Regions from separate parts of the Homo sapiens genome. Here region 1 is linked to region 2. A link is a contact called in ENCODE Hi-C data. All regions are on one chromosome and are shown on one strand. The core of a region is the stretch at or near the end of the contact, and the rest is flanking DNA. Distances in the headings are between cores, read along the strand shown.

The links. Hi-C counts contacts between places; a loop is a spot of excess contacts on that map. Pooled maps may share reads with other maps.
Region 1: a loop to region 2 is called in a map of mammary epithelial cell, with 2.6 times the contacts of the local background. The contact joins two enhancer-like sites. A Hi-C loop is called at or near these places in 2 of 168 maps with a recorded cell type or tissue (chondrocyte and mammary epithelial cell) and 1 of 50 pooled maps.

The regions. Positions count from the first base shown.
Region 1 is chr2:40,433,633-40,436,566 of GRCh38, reverse strand. The region is part of intron 1 of SLC8A1 (solute carrier family 8 member A1); the gene reads left to right. Among named protein-coding and RNA genes, the nearest start is that of SLC8A1, 17 kb to the left of the region's middle. RefSeq lists an enhancer at 869-2,068. Within about 2 kb of position 1,531, at least 8 of the 41 ENCODE cell types and tissues checked have a DNase peak (open chromatin) inside an H3K27ac peak, as active enhancers do; they include mammary epithelial cell, where a contact is called at or near this core.
Region 2 is chr2:40,096,231-40,099,515 of GRCh38, reverse strand. It overlaps SLC8A1 (solute carrier family 8 member A1), which reads left to right. Exons shown (of 11, transcript NM_021097.5): 11 at 1-2,246. All of the region lies in intron 2 of SLC8A1-AS1 (SLC8A1 antisense RNA 1), which reads right to left. Among named protein-coding and RNA genes, the nearest start is that of SLC8A1-AS1, 180 kb to the right of the region's middle. RefSeq lists an enhancer at 2,813-3,107. Within about 2 kb of position 1,640, at least 3 of the 41 ENCODE cell types and tissues checked have a DNase peak (open chromatin) inside an H3K27ac peak, as active enhancers do; they include mammary epithelial cell, where a contact is called at or near this core.

The DNA.
Region 1 (2,934 bases), core at 282-2,781, 340 kb before region 2:
GCCAGGGCTGATGCTGGAAGACACACACCCAGGTTGTGGGGAAAATGTCAGGGCCCAGGTGCTCTCGTTATGCTGGAGATCAGTCTTTCCAGCCCAAGAGTCTTTGCTCATGAGTCTGAATCATGTGTTTCCTCTCTTCCTAACACTGACATTGACTTTACAATCTGATTTTGAACTCTGCTCATGTTAGGGTGCAACCATTTCACACAGACAACATTTTTTAACTGCAAATGCTTAGGCCCATTTCCCAGATTCTGGTTTACCACTGGAGATTTGGTGAATCAGCACGTGACCCTGTGAGCATTACTTTACTCATTCAATAAGCAGATGTTGTGCATCTTCTAAGTGCCAGGCTGTGCTCTAGGAACTGGGAATACCTCAATGAAAAAAAAGAAATGAAAATCCCTGCCCTTAGAGAGTTGCATCTTTTGAAGAGAGAAAGACAATAAATAGAACCATTGAATAAAATAGATAGCATGTAAGAAGTAATAAGAGCTGGCCAGACGTGGTGGTTCATGCCTGTAATCCCAGCACTTAGGGCTGAGGCAGGCAGATTACCTAAGGTCAGGAGTTCAACATGGTGAAACCCTGTCTCTACTAAAAATACAAAAAAAAAAAAAAAAATAGCCGAGCATGGTTGGCAGGCACCTATAATCCCAGCTACTTGGCAGGCTGAGGCAGAAGAATTGCTTGAATCCAGAAGGCACAGGCTGCAGTGAGCCGAGTTCATACCACTGCACTCCAGCCTGGGCGACAGGAGCAAGACTATGTCTCAAAAACAAAAACAAAAAAGTAATAAGTGCTATCTCGAAAAATAAAGTAGGGGAAAGGGCCAACAGTGCATCTCATGAGTTTTCAACAACTTCGTTATTTTATATCCTAAGTCTATCTTTCCTTTTGTGACCACATTGCCTACCTTCACCCTAGTTTCTTCATTTCCTGGACAATTTCAGCGGGTATTTTTGGTCATAAGGCAGGGGCCTGACTTCTGTTTTGTGAGTTTAAGAGAAAGGCTTGAGCCTATGATGTGACCGCTCATAGCCCATCCCCTTCGGCACCTGTCCCAAAGTATTAAACAGCAGAGAGGAAACTTTCTTTGGAAGGGAAAATTAGGTATTAGTAGAGGGTCTCTGTGTAAATGAGGTTTTTTTTTTCCTGAAATCTGGCCATGGTCTGATAGCCTGAGGCTGGAGCCAGGGCAGTAATTTTCACTTTAGGTGAGATGGTCAGATGAGAAAAGCCTTCATCCTCTGGCATCATCTCTTTGTCTAGAAACATTTGGAAGTGCTTGCCTTGGTAGTGGATAAGGATTTATGGTTGCTTTAATGTTGCCTTAGAAACAGATTAATTGCTTAGCTTTGAGTCTTTCAGTCAGCAAGAATTACATAGAAGGGAATTCCAAGTACTGATGAAGGCCATCAAGGAGTTCCTTGGAATAACCCCAGCTGCCAATCAAGAGGATGCCATTAGGATGACTGTCCAATATATTGGGCTGTTAGGAATGCCAGCATATGCCTTTGCTCTGAGTCACGTCCTCCTTGGTAGTCAAAACTGGCTATAGCTTCCAGCAGGGAATGGTCACCGTGCTGCCAACCACTCTTCAGGCCTCTGCTCCAAAAGCTCTCCCTCTTCCTTTACAAAGCAGTTGGATCTATCTCTTGTAGATGTGGGTTTCTATTCCTTGTAGCTGTGACCTCTTCCTCCGACACAACTGGCTGGACTACTCACAGCTGGATATCTTTTTACCATCCTTTGTCAGTGTCATTTGGGTCTGTAATCTGTGGGTGATGGGTTGTGTGTTGTTTTAAAATAAATAGTGATCAGAAGATAATTTGGGTATTCTTGATACTGTGCTAAAGTCTCATTTCATGATGTAATGGATATTTTAAGTTAGTACTGCTCACAGTTGTACGAGTTGATCTGAATCCACCATAAAAATCAGCCTATACTTTGTATTGGTAAATTAAGGCAGAATATAAGAAAGCCAGGCAGCAAATCAACATATCCACAGTCTCTATTCTTATCTTTCTGCTTAATTTGTATGGAAATGTATATTTGAGGGAAAATGGGGAGAGTTTAGTAGAACTACTTTGAATCTGATGATAGAGGAAAGACCCCGAAAGAAAGAAAACAAAAGGATGAAGAAGGAACTCACATTTAGATAACATCTATTCCACATCTTCGTGGGCATTTGAATTTGGTATTAATTTAATAAGAAAAAGAAATTTAAGTCCAGAGAGTTCTTTCCAATTGCTTCATTGCCAATAAGCTACATCAGTGTGCTGTGTCCACTGTTCACAAATTATAATACTGCTCTCTTTTGAATATAATTGTAATGTTTTTAGTTAACACCGGAAGCCCCCTTCCTTTTTCTCTGATAATGATGATGGATTTTTACTGACCTGTCTACCTTTAGACATCTGGTGACCTTTTGGCTAAGAACATATTGTGGGATGTGGGCTAGGGAAGGGATAAAGGGCAGGGCTTTTTCTTGGCTGGCCCAGGAGATTGCCCTGACAGTGCATGCAGGAAGAGGTTGCCAGGCAATTGCTAAAAGACCAGATTGAAGGGCAGCTGTCTCTAGGAACATGCTAGCCCTCATGTTACATCACAGTTATTGATGCTTGTCTGTTTGAGTCTAATGCATAAGATAAAAGCCAGGCTATTGGAAACCTTCCACAAGACTTTTGCTAACTAGGCCCTCCTGACCCTGCATGGAAGCCAAGAGGCTTTCCAACGGGCTAGTCCAAGCCAACCCCAATAGTTCTCAAAGATTACTTCACACACTATCAGGGATGATATAATGGAGCAGTTAGTTATATCAGTCTTGGAAAAAGACCAGGGGTTGGGTCTTAGTTGAGGAGTTTACTGTCTGTATGACTTTCAGCAAGTACTTAACCTATCTAAGCCTCAGTTATCCAACCTCCAAATGGG
Region 2 (3,285 bases), core at 391-2,890:
GTTACCTTGAAAAATGAAGTAAGAAATCCTAATATTCCCGTAGTTGATCCTAAAGTTTGTTCCCATGTCTACGGTTATTTCTAAATAACTTCACTACACTTTGAAATTCCTTAGTGGTGGTTTATCAGTAATACTTAACTGAATTTTTCCGTTTCTATTCTTTGCTGCCAATGAATGTAATCTCCACGACTTGCCGTTCGAGTGCACGCACAGACACACACACATAATGGTATATGCATCATATATTACTCATTTTGTGGGAAACACAATGTATTATAATGAAAAAGATTCCAGCACATTCTTTCAGTGTGTTTCAGTGATAAAATTTTGTGGGGGAATAGAGGTATACATACTCTCTTTGCTGACCATATTGTTGAAATTATGATCTTAAGCAACACTGTTAGAAATGCTTGCATAAAGTATCTTCTCTAGTATTAATGAGTTGATTCACTCTGAATTGAAGGTTCAAAAAAATGCACTAAACAAATATTTTTATATCTGTGGTATTTTCCTATTAACTACTCTTAGTGAACACGTGACCATATACCTGATATCATTAAAAAGGAAAATGGCCTAAACGAAACGTTAAAAGTGGAGGTATTTATAAAGTCTTCTGCCAAAGACCATTGTTTAATGATCTGTAAAATGTAGATTATCTTCTTTTATTATGAATGTGATTGTAAGAAACACCCTAACATTCTCTAACTTTTGAAAATGAATATTTTGTATTTCTAAGGACCAAGGAAAATATTTTTTAAGCCAATGTAGTACACAGAAGCCTTGTAAATGAGAGGTACAATGACTTGGATCAACTGCATAATGCTAGATTAGAATTCCAGCATTTGATGATAAATTTATCAATCTTTCCTATAATTCTTATACTGCACTAAATTACATTTTGGAAATTTTAGCTAATCTTTTCAAATTAAAGGCACCAACATTAATGACAGATCTTCTCTAATATGAAAAGCATCAAAACATTCCCTTTCAAGCACTTTGAATGGATGAAAATTGCCATATAATTTTCCCACCTACCTAACCATTCCATGTAAGTTAACTGAGCAGTCTAACAATGTTGTACAGAAGGTTGACAGACTATGTGCACCAAGAATATTTAAGTTGTGCAGTTAGCAAGAACTAGCCATTTCAAATATACTCAAATGTTTTGTAAATAAAAATTTTGACTCCTATAATTTTGTTCAAACTGATGTCTTTTAAAATAATTAGATTTTATTTGAATTTTAAAAGTAATCTGTTGTAAATTAGATGTTACTTTGTTGACTCTGTGATTCAATGTACACTCAGCCATATTCCTGTGGGGAAATATCAATCTTACTGACTTTCATGGCATGAGCCAGAGATTCATAGTTTCCTTTAGGACTATAAGTATGAAGACAAAACACACCAAAATAAAATGCTAGTGAAGAAATTAGAAACCTATTGTATAAAATGTATTTTTAAAATCTTAAGATATATGTGATTTACACTGCCTGTTAATCTAGTCTCTTTGTGATTAAAAAAAAACATAATATTTGTTAAGACTCAGACACCAAATATTTGTGATGTTTGTATAGCACCATCGTTATATGTGATTTCAAAGGGTAAGCATCTCTGTCGTAATCATGTAAGCCCACAGAAGAATAAATTCCTGAGGTTATGTACAACCAACTCTCAGAATTCAGACTTCCTGCAGCTGCCATATCACCAATAAATGAGAATTGTGAAAAACAATTTTTAAAGAATTGAGTTTATGATCACTGTGCATTTTGTTAATGAATGATTTCAGAGTTTTATTTTTACCAGAAATGCTCTCAGCCAGTAAACACAACTGCTGATTTCAACCATACTATCATTTCAATGGTTTCTATATTCTTGATCTAACTACCAAAAACTGGAAGCTTGTTGCAAGGTGTGTCCTAACAAACATACAATAAATGACTCTTCCTGCATGCTGCCTGAGATATGTTGTAATTTGAAATGTCTTATCAAAAAATTATACATGTTATAACCCAAAGTTGAACTGGCAATATTTTTCATGTGTAAAATTGATGGTATGTTAATATCAAAAGCAGAAGCATTGTTTGTCATACATGTATGTTATATGTGATGTTTAATCGTGTTAAACTGTAATCTGTGAAGTTTTCATTGCCTGAACTAGTCAATTCTGTATAAATCATTGTCTTAATTGTTTTCCTAATCTTACCATATTTCCTAACACTGAAATATAAATGTTTGTCAATTAGCCATTCATATTGTATTGATCTTTATAAACTTTAGTGTGACTCCATTAAACTAACCTAAACAAAGGAAAATCAAAGCTTTCCCTGTCATAGGCTCAGGGACATTTTACTTACAGCCAAAATCATTTATTCATTGAATCAACAAGTATTTATTGAGTATCTACTGTGAATCAGGCTCTATACCAAATTTTGGGAGAATGCTTAAGAACGAGAGAAATCCAAACCCTATATTCCCCAGTGAGAATTTTTGAACTCTACCTAAAGTATTCTTCTGTAACTTCCACTGAGTTAAGAAATTATTTTGTTTCTCCTATGTTATAACAAAGATTAAAGTTATCCACAAAAGAGTCTTAAATTAAAATATGGCACATTCAGTCCAGGGAAATGCCACTATCACTCACCAAAGCATTGAGTCTCAAAGTCCAGCTTTAAAATAAGTTAAAATAAAACTCGATTTAAGAGATTTGACCGTAACTCTGGAAATAACACTTCAAAGTCCCTCTCTTGAAAACTGCACATTGTGTCTATTTCAAATCATTATTCTAAGGTTCTTTGCTGCACATAAAATGCAGCACCAGACCACACTTTTTCAAATGGTGCCCCAGGAGGTGATCAAGGATATCTGTAAAAGAAGAGGAAAATGGCTGAAAGGATAAATATGTATCCACAGAATACCATAGAGGGAAGAGGGAAAAACATCCAGGATGTTTTCTCAATGACTCATATACTTACATGTGCCAAACCTGTTATCACTGTTTAAAAGTGCTTGTGCACACACACACTCACAGCCAGACTCACATCTCCAAGCACATTTCCATTTCTCTTATTCAAGGAGATGCCCCCATTGTCTTTCAAGGTGAATTGTGGCCATAACAAAGATAAATGAGTCTCAGATTCATACAAGTCAAAAGCAGATGACCAGCACCTGGAAATACTAAAGCCCTGAGCTCCAAGGCAATTCGATAATTTGAAAGAAGCATGAAACCTTGTAGTTTCTGCCATTATGGTACTCGGGGTAATGAGATTGAAAAGTGGTCTATGCCTT